Regions from separate parts of the Homo sapiens genome. Here region 2 is linked to region 1. Evidence: chromatin loops called from intact Hi-C (ENCODE). Cell type or tissue: MCF 10A. All regions are shown on one strand.

What was found. Peaks named below come from ENCODE experiments on the same cell type or tissue, not always from the same donor. Only the 100,000 strongest peaks of a DNase experiment are listed, where the experiment ranks them.
Region 2: it touches region 1 in a loop (5-fold over the local background); 8 of 110 quality-filtered maps call a loop at or near these places.

Annotation. Positions count from the first base shown.
Region 1 is chr2:33,131,817-33,136,816 of GRCh38, reverse strand. It overlaps LTBP1 (latent transforming growth factor beta binding protein 1), which reads right to left. Exons shown (of 34, transcript NM_206943.4): 5 at 1,857-2,024. Among named protein-coding and RNA genes, the nearest start is that of LTBP1, 190 kb to the right of the region's middle. In MCF 10A, no CTCF peak of the experiment used is centred here; DNase peaks (open chromatin) are centred at 26 and 2,396.
Region 2 is chr2:33,370,677-33,375,676 of GRCh38, reverse strand. All of the region lies in intron 31 of LTBP1 (latent transforming growth factor beta binding protein 1), which reads right to left. Among named protein-coding and RNA genes, the nearest start is that of MIR4430, 45 kb to the left of the region's middle. In MCF 10A, a CTCF peak has its summit at 2,524 (motif pointing right); DNase peaks (open chromatin) are centred at 406, 1,586 and 2,526.

The sequences.
Region 1 (5,000 bases):
TGTTCCTAAACATCTGGTTCAGTGCCAGCAAGGAAAGTGTGTGGTGTGTTTCAACAAGTAGACTTCCTCTGTTTCTCAAAGCCTTCAAAATATTTAGTTTCAAAATGAATACACTGGAAGCCAAAAAATTACCACCCATTTGATTATTTTGTCATTGCTACTGTAAAGATTTACAATAAACACAAGGAGGGAAAGGAGCAGTGAGTAAGGAAGGCAACCAAGAAAGATAAAGTGGTGAAAAGCCATCAGACTCATGATAGTCTACTGGAATTGCCTTTTCTTTTCCCCTCCTTGTCTGTGGCCCTCCAAAAAAAAAAATTTTTTTAAGCCAGAAAATAGTATTACTTATTGCTGATAAAAAGTCATATGATCTTAGAGATGGACTAAATTTTAGAGGTCATTAAATACAATCCCATTTATTTTATGAATGAGAAAAACTGAGGCCCAGAAATATTAACTGGCATGCCCTACGGATTAGCTAGTTAGTGGCAGGACCGGGACCAGAATCCAGTTTCCTGATCATCAGTTCACTTCCCATTAGACTTGGCTCCCTGCCCTGCAAAGCATAATGTGCCATTTGGCACCTAATGGCTAAATTCTTTTAAAAACTATGCCCAGAGTACCCCTATCATAGCCAGGAAACTCACAATGCCCTTTTAAATCGTATCTATGGGCACATATTTTTTCCAAGTACAGACGATCAAAAATATGCTTTGACCTCCTAAGGATTGGGAGTCACAATAAAACAGCAGAATAATCAAAGATCTAATAAGAACTTCAAGCTGTCCCTTTATTTTGTCTTGATGTAAATCAGTTTGACACAGACACCCCTTCTCCTACCACCCCCCCAGACACACACTTCCAAGACTAAACAGCAATATTCCATAAAAAGACCAGATCTAGCCAGTGTTATTATCTGTCTGACATTTGGGTTATTCTTGTGAGTAACTCAGAAAGTAACGTGGGTGTCTGCGATTATTTGAGTACACATGGCAAACCATAATTGGTCAAAAAATAATAAAAGACATTTTTCTGCGACAAAAATACTGTATTGCATGACAACATGGCAACATGACAGCATTCCGTGGACCACAATCCTTTCTCCATTTGCAAAAAAGTAAAAAACAAAAATTCAAAATGAACCAACAAGGCTTTCTTGCAGACAGCAACTACTACTTCATATTTAAATTAACTTAAAGGAGTACTGAGAGTAATCTACCAGTCTGTCTTCCCCAAATCCACGTAAAAAAGGAGTACTGAGAGTAATCTACCAGTCTGTCTTCCCCAAATCCACGTTATATATCAATTTATATTCAGTCTTGTGAGACGGAGCAGAAACGTGGCAAAAGATGCAACTCTGTATCCTTTTCTACAACCAAGTACAGGTTTTTGACAATCCTCGGAGTTTTGTTTTAGAGCTTGGCTATTTTTGAAGTAAAAACTTCAAATTTCATCACCACCTTCCAAAATTTATTACATGAGTCAAATCTAAGACAAATTCCACTTATCACTGGGCTGATAAAATTTGAAGCTTATCAGCACAAGTCATGCCTTAGGGTCTAAATCTAAAACCTACTCTCTTCTCTTCTACTATATATATTCCCATTACCACATGGCTGTGTAAATGCTAAGCAATAAGGGAAAATATTCTAGTTGCCATTCCCCTAAGAAACCAAGAATCAGGTTAAAAATTATTCCAAAAGCAATTTAAAAGATCCCATGAAAGAAACATACTCGTACTCATAGACAGACACCCATTGAAGCAGACAGCAGTGTGAATGGAGGGGGTGTCTAAATGCTACAATCTCATAAAACTCGACTCAGTAAGGACAGTTAGGGACCGTGGAGGAACTCACCCACTCGGAAGTTCGTGGCCGTCAGGGTGTCGGCAGCATGACCATTCTCACTAATGAGAGTGGTGGTGTTCCCCTTCTCACAGCTGTTCTGACAGCTGCCCTTGGTGCAGGTCACTTTACAGATGCTCGGAGTAAAGACCACCTTGATGCGGCCAGTGTGGTTACTCACTAGGAGCGGAGGCAGGGAGAAAAAGAACAACAAACACATCAGCTTAGTATCCATGAACTTGCCTTGGAAGGTTTAAAAAAACAGAAAAAAAGAAAAGAAAGGAGCAAGAGGGGAAAAGAGAGAGCCCACAACCCGACAGGTTTAAGGAAAGAGGGAAGCCTTCAGTGCTCGCTGCTCTGTATTCAGTGGTGTCTCTGAAACAGGAGTAGGAAGCTTAGCAAACAGAACTCTGGGATGCACTCCAAAACCACATTTGAAGTCGAGTCACTGGAGTGGGATTACTAACCACAATGCTGCACTTTATTCACGGGCAGACAAAGAGCAATACCGAGGGCACGACAGATTAAAGAGCCAACCCTGACAGGCAGATGTAATGCAAAGGGGTTGGCCGTGCACCTAGCGGTGAATAAACTCTTGTGTCCTCAACTTGCATACTTTCCCTGTTTCTCCACTTATTAAGTCACTATTTGCAGCCCGACCCCTGGAAATGTTTTAGGCATGCGGCATGTCTGAAAACATCTGTCTCAAATCTCCTGGCACTCTCGGCTGAAGTGATCAAATGCTGTGACGCAGCTGCGGGAGCCCATTTCTTTTTCACAACTCCAGGGCACTATTTCTCCATAAGAATTTAGGCAACATATATTTTGTTTTCCTGTGAACGGGGCCCATCTTTAAAGGGGTAAGCCAGGTCACAGGGATAAATGGTTGCCTCCCTAAAAATAACACCCTTGGGCTCTCACTGTCTCTATTCATAGACCACCTGGAGTAGCCACTGGGGATGGAGCTTTCTTTCATTAGCGTGGCCTTCTCTTAAAAACGAAATGCTATCACCTGACCACACAGCCGAGGCTATGTGGTATCACAAAATAAGCCCTAGACTAAAAGTATATCCTGGTTTACAATCCCAGCTCAACCACGGTGTGACTCCGGACATGCCATTTCAGTCCAGTTCAGTTCAGTTTTTCCAAAACTTGAGAGAATTGAAACTGGCATTTTCTACACACTTCTAACTTTCAACGTCTCTATCAGAGGTCAGCAAGCTACAGTTCAGGGACCCAATCCAGCTTGCTGCCTGCTTTTGTAAATAAAGCTTTACTGGAACACAGCCACCCTCATTCATTTCTGTACTGTCTATGGCTGCTTTTGTGCTATGACGGCAGAACTGCACTGTCTCTGTGCAGTTCTGCTTCACCCAGACCTGCCCTTCACTGCTGGATCGCAACCTGAACTCTCTGGCAAATTGCAAGACACACACTGTTTTGATTGCTACATCTGCGATAGGCCCCTAGCCAGGTCCTTCCTCTTTCCAGGAGACTAGGCAGAAAGCAAAGATGGTAGCAGTAGCTGAAGACAGCCAGTCATCTGTCAGGCTTTAAGGCCGTCAAGAAGCAGTGCCCTTCTGACGCCACTCCATGACTGGAGTGGCCAAAGGGGAGAGAGGCTCTGGGCCAGCCTTTTTTATACCATCTTTGCCCACCAGAAAAGCTTGTCTCTCTTTATACTGCTTTGGTTTGGCTAATATTATATTTTCAGAAAATCATCCCAAGATGCCTCTATAAGACCCTCAACAAATTAAAACTGTGGTCATAAGCTGAGCTTGGAAACAAAGAACTTTAACCAAAGAAGCCATTCCAATTTCAGGGTTGGAATGGGGCCCCAGAGGTTTTCTAACGCAACCATCTCTCATCCACTGTTTGCATTCCACGTATCAAGTGGTCGTGTAACCTTTACTTGAAAATCTCTAGTGACGGGCAGCTCATTACCCACAAAAGCACATGATAGTTATGGCAGTTCCCAGCAAGTACTATTTTTTATTGAGCTGAAATCTGGCCTCACAGTAACTTGCACACATTAATCCTAATTTGGTTCCCCATGGCCTCACAATCTAATGCCTCTTCCACATGACAGCCCTTCAAATAAGTTATCTTTGAGATAAATGCCACTTAATCAAAGAAAGCTAAAATTAGGACTTGAACCCATCAGCTGGGTTGGTCATCTCACTTAGAAGAAGAAAAATTATTCCTCTGGAGGAGAAAGCCCTCCATTCTTTTCAAATGGTTTTCCAGGACAGTTTCTCCTTCACCGGTGGTTCTAACCCTGGAGGATCAAGACATGTTGTCTGAAATGGCAAGATGTCCTAGTGGCCAAGCAGACCTTCTGGCACCTTGCAAAATGACATCCAATAGGATGCTACTATCAGTCAATACTTTAAATCGAGGGCTAGCAAACTTTTTCTACAAAGGGCCAAATTGTAACTATATTAGGATTGTAGGCGAAAAGGACTCTATTCCTATTCAACTCTGTGGACCCGCTTAGCTGGAAAGCAGCCTGTCAAAAACAATATGTAAATGAGTGGGCATGGCTGTGTTCCAATCAAACTTTACTTAAACACTTCAGTAACCCCTCCTTTAAATGCTTACAGGACATTTTAAAGTTATCTGGGAGTCTACCTTAGAAATTCAAAAAAAACAACAGAATCCTGATTTCACCAGCAGAGAAAATTCACCTAGTTTGATTTGCTTTTTCACAGTAGCACAAACAAATCAGCTTATAATCTAAGTTGTCGGAAAATGCTTACAAATATCTTGAGGATACTTTGTGTGTTCAAGTGTGTGAAACCCAAGAAAAAAAGAGACAACATTTTCCCACTTCAAAAGAATATAAACTCCTCCTTTTTCTGGCTCCTGGTACAATCATGAAATTAGAATCCGTGTGCCAACTATTTTGTCTTCTCTGGCATTAACTTGTAGCACCAGCAGCTGCCACACAGATGCTCACACAGTCACCTAAATTATGCTCACTTAGGCAAACTGAGACATCCAAAGAAAGCAAGCACTTAATCATTATTCCCATTTCACCTCCCAGCTACAGTAGTCACTTTATAAGCACTGGAGATTCTCCGGGCCTATTGTTATTAAAAACTTCTTATATTTCTTTGCCAAAAAAAAATTTCTTTTGGCTTGGAATCATCTGGA
Region 2 (5,000 bases), 240 kb before region 1:
GGGCGCCTGTGGTCCCAGCTACTCAGGAGGCTGAGGCAGGAGAATGGCGTGAACCTGGGAGGCAGAGCTTGCAGTGAGCCGAGATCGTGCCACTGCACTCCAGCCTGGGCGACAGAGCGAGACTCCGTCTCAAAATAAACAAACAAACAAACAAACAACTCAACATAATGGTCCTTTGTGTGCATAAAGCCTCTCTTTGACTTCCTAACTTACACTGTAGGAGCCTGGCCGGGCACAGGTGGAGCTTCTCTGCAAGTACACAGGGGTATTCGGGTCTGTGCAATTCCCTGAACACCCTCCTATCCCTCATTGTCTTTGATTCTTGGCCCCTTTCAAAGAGACTTCTAGCACTGGATAACCAGGGAGCAGTGCATGATGAACGTTGACTCATTTCCTAGAACTGGATTTGATTCATAATAATTGCTAACGCCTTTCGCTATGGCGCATTTACTGTAGGCCAATCCTCTCCCATGCATTATCACATTTAACCCTCTTGAGCATGTAAGAGCCATGCATGGATATGGAAGAAATCACTAGGATTTCAAGTGAGGAAATTAACATACGGATCACATTACATCAAAGAGCTACTTTCAGTTTGAATTCACTAATGAATTTTATTTTGCAATAATCTTTTGAGAGTAGTAAAAGTATTTTCAACCTTTCTTTGGGAGGGGTGAGAGAAAGCTTTCTAAATAAATACAGGAGTCCTTTCTTTTTTCTTTTTTGGGAAGGAGTCTTGCTCTGTTGCCCAGGCTGCAGTGCAGTGGCACAATCTTGGCTCACTGCAACAGCCACCTCCCGGGTTCAAGCGATTCTTCTGCCTCAGCCTCCAGAGTAGCTGGGACTAGAGGCACACGCCACCACACCCAGGTAATTTTTGTATTTTTAGTAGAGATGAGGTTTCACCATATTGGCCAGGCTGGTCTCGAACTCCTGACCTCAGAATCTGCCCACCTTGGCCTCCCAAGTGCTGAGGTTACAGGCGTGAGCCACTGTGCCGGGCCAAGAGTCCTTTCAATGAGGAACAACATAACTGGCTTACTGGCCATTTCATATAACATCCATTCAATCTAGTTCCATGGATACCAAGAGTTCAGTCCCACAGAACTGGAACGCTTGCCTGTTTTATAGATATTCTCTGTGCCCGCATGACGGCCACTCGATTTCCTTTTGTATCTTTCTAGTTTGATTTTAATTTTCCATTGTAAGTGACTAGCGGTTATTGTTTCTTTAATTATAATGTTCAGGATCTATGATTGAAATGATAAATGCTTTCATAGTGATTGTATTAATTATCATAACCTCACGAAGAGGTCTCAACTTTGGATAAAGGAGGTTGAAGTAATGTGCCCAGTGCAATGTCACAGAGCCAGGACCAAAAGCAGAAAGAGATCCCTGGATTGCCTAAACCAAAGGCAGTGACCACTCATTGTTTCACAAGTAGGGTGTTCCAAAGTGATTATTAACATTCTTTGGAAACATATTTCTTGGAAAAGCCTTTAAACCGTGACTGCTGACAGGCCTTTTGCAACTATGGCCCAGTTACAATATTTTTTCAAGTTTAGTCCATGAGTCAAATCCCTGTCTTCCTTCACACCTCCAAGGGCATTACGAAACTTCTTGCCCTGAGATCTTTGGGAGCGTCTAAGAGCCATGCACAGATATGGAAGAAATCACTAGCCGAATTGTTTGAAGACATTCCAAATTCTTTACTTTTGCAAAATGATATGAATACTTGGGTAGGTTAGATATTAGGAAGGATTGAAAAATTTTCTGTCACAGCAAATGGTGAATTTATTAAAGTATCATTTGCAGATTTAAAATACATAATATTTAGGAATAAATTATACTAATTATGCATTTCATTAAATACAACTTTACACCTGTTCCAGAATTGTTTGCCTAGTACATAGTAGGCATTCAATAAATAATAAAATAAAGAACATGTAAGTAATTTAACTAAAACTGAAAACAGGTAAGTTATAAATAATTTAGATTTCATTTCAGATCATTTACTTATCTCTTCTTATAAACCACAAGCTGTATATAATTTATATACAGTAATGATAATTCTTCCTAGCATTATTTAAAGGAGTATGAATAACTGACAAATATCTTCTATTCCCCTATAGCACAGTCTACCTTTCTCAAAGGAAGTTGGATACATACTGACATTGCTTTGACTCAACAGATCCTCACTAAGTGCCTATTCACATCATGCCTTTGTGCTTTATTCTTTTATTCAATAGGCATTAAACAAAATCCATTTGCTCTTTCATCAGTCCCAGAACTAGAATTTTTGATTCAGATGTGTAAGTCTGTCTCTTCAAACTGCTCTCTTAGCAACACTGAGAGGACCATGCCTCTGTATGTTGATCAATGTTCGTGTTTCATTAAACTTTGTTAACATTTTTCAATTTATTTTGTGGCACCTTCTGTTTCCTTTGGGACCTCATGTTTTAAAACCATCTTTCTACACCTGAGTAGTCAAGAAATTACCTGTGCTGTAGTACATTACATCGCCAATAGGTGGCATTCTCCCAACACACTAGTTGTCCCGTTTATCAAGTCTTTGTTCCGTTTACTTACAATGTCTAATTACTTTAACAATTTACTTATCAGAAATCTAATTATTTTAACAATATAAAAAGACACTGGGATCCCTGGGTACTTAAGATTCAAATGTTCAAATATGTATAATTTTCTTTCATTTGCAGATCAACGGATTTTGATTTCCATGAGATAATGGCACCCTCTATCTTGTGATTCTTACGTACATTTTCCAGAACATTTAAGCTTATGTTATCTTTTTTCAGATGAAGTCTTGCTCTGTTGTCCAAACTAGAGTGCAGTGGCACGATCTTCGCTCACTGCAACCTCCGCCTCCTGGGTTCAAGCAATTCTTGTGCCTCAGTCTCCAGAGTAGCTAGGATTGCAGGCATGCGCCACCATGCCTGGCTAATTTAGTAGAGATGGGGTTTCACCACGTTGGCCAGGCCAGTCTCAAACTCCTGACCTTAAGTGATCTGCCCACCTCTGCCTCCCAAAGTGCTGGGATTACAGGTGTGAGCCACCACACCCGGTGATTAAGCTTATACTTTTAAGAGTAGCAAAAAATAAAAACATTAAAAAATCATTTTAGATTAAGTGATAGGCATCACTAAAAGTTTTATTTACTGAGAATTATTGACTTGCTTTAGTTCATTAGTCCATTGAATATATAGTTTTTTGTTATTCCTGCCAATGTGTCTGTGGCTACAGATTTGATGACACATTGCCTCTTATTATGCTCATTGTTAGCTCTAAAATCAGTTTTTCTTTTAGCACACAATGTGTGAGACAATTTTAAAATCTCAGCTTTAATTCTTCACTTTGTTACTTTTCTGTTCTAAGGGAGACTATTTAAGATGTGCTTTGGGATCATGGAAAGAGACTCGAGTAACACTGAAGAGGTTAGAACGTAGATTCTGGAGCAAGGGTGCCTGGATTTGAAGCTTCCACTTACTGGTACGTGACCACTGACAGGCATCTTAAGCTTGCTGTGCCTCAGATCCTCTGTCAGAAAAAGGAGGGGTAGTATTCTCCCTTATCCACTAGGGATATGTTCCAAGACCCCCAGTGGATGCCTTAAACTGCAGGTAGTACTCAACCTTATATATACGATCGATTTCTATCAGATAATGGAGCTGCTACTAAGTGACTAATGGGCAAGTAGCATACACAGTATGGACACCATGGACAAAGGGATGGTCCACGTGCTGGGTGGGACACCACCAGATTTCATCACACTACTCAGAACTGCATGCAATTTAAAACTTATGAGTTGTTTATTTTTGGAATTTTCCCCTTAATATTTCGGACCGTGGTTGACTGTGGGTAACTGAAACCAGATAAGGCAGAGGACTACTGTAACTGTATACCTAAGATGGCTTGGCAAGTTAAATATCTCAGTAGATGGAAAACATGTTGAAAATGCCAGGCATTGTGCTATGTATATGTTAGTTATCATTTTTATTATCACTTAGACTGAGAAAAACCAAGCAACAAAAAATCTATATCCAATAAACTCCATATGCAACCAAAGGCCTCAAAGTTCTGATAACTCTATGACTTTCTTCTCTCACAGCGCTAGAAATTCTCAGCAAGATCAAACAATGACCACTCTGTCTTCATTTATGAAATGGATACAATGGCTCGTTTTTCCTGACTTGGTTTCCCAAACAGCTCTGTCTCTCAGAGGCTGACATGACATCACAATAAAGACCACAAATTTGAGGATCCTCCCAAAACAGTTTAGCCACCCAAATCATTTTAAGAGTGGGCAGGATCAGCGGGTACTGTGAAAGGGGAAGGAGAAGAGGAGTCAGGGGCTGCAATGGGGCAAGGAAGGCCTCCAGAAGTCTGAATGGGGAGACAGTCAGTCCATGATACATCCATGGTGAAGGAAAAATCAGGAACTTCCTCCTAGTGCAGTCTGCGGTCTGGCCTCTGTAGTGGAGCATTGAAATGGGATCCTAAGCAGCCCCAGAAATGTATGAATTCTACAATTATGCAATTCTCCTTATGTAAAGCTCCCCTGACACAATCCATCACACTCATTTCCCCTGCATGTGGTACCAATATGCAAGATGCCATCTAACTTCAGAGAACACTATTTAAGCAGCCACTCCTACCTCCTGCACCTACCAGTACTCTCAGATGTAGTTGCTGCTTTAGCAAGAATTAGTGCCCGTGACCTGTTGGACCAGAAGTGTGAAAGCTCGCTCTGGAGCCAAAGCTTTATTTTACACTGCACTTTAATGCTTAAAGCTGATGACAAGTGGTGCGATTTATTCCTTAAATTCCTCCAGCACTGATTCCATCAGTAACGAATTGTTCCCCAAAGCAGTACTGCACTCCTAAGGAAAATGGGATGCATGATGTCTGACAGGCTGGGATTAGTCCAGTGCTTAGATGAAGAGATAGACAACGTGGTCCTTCTCAACGATTAAGATATCCGG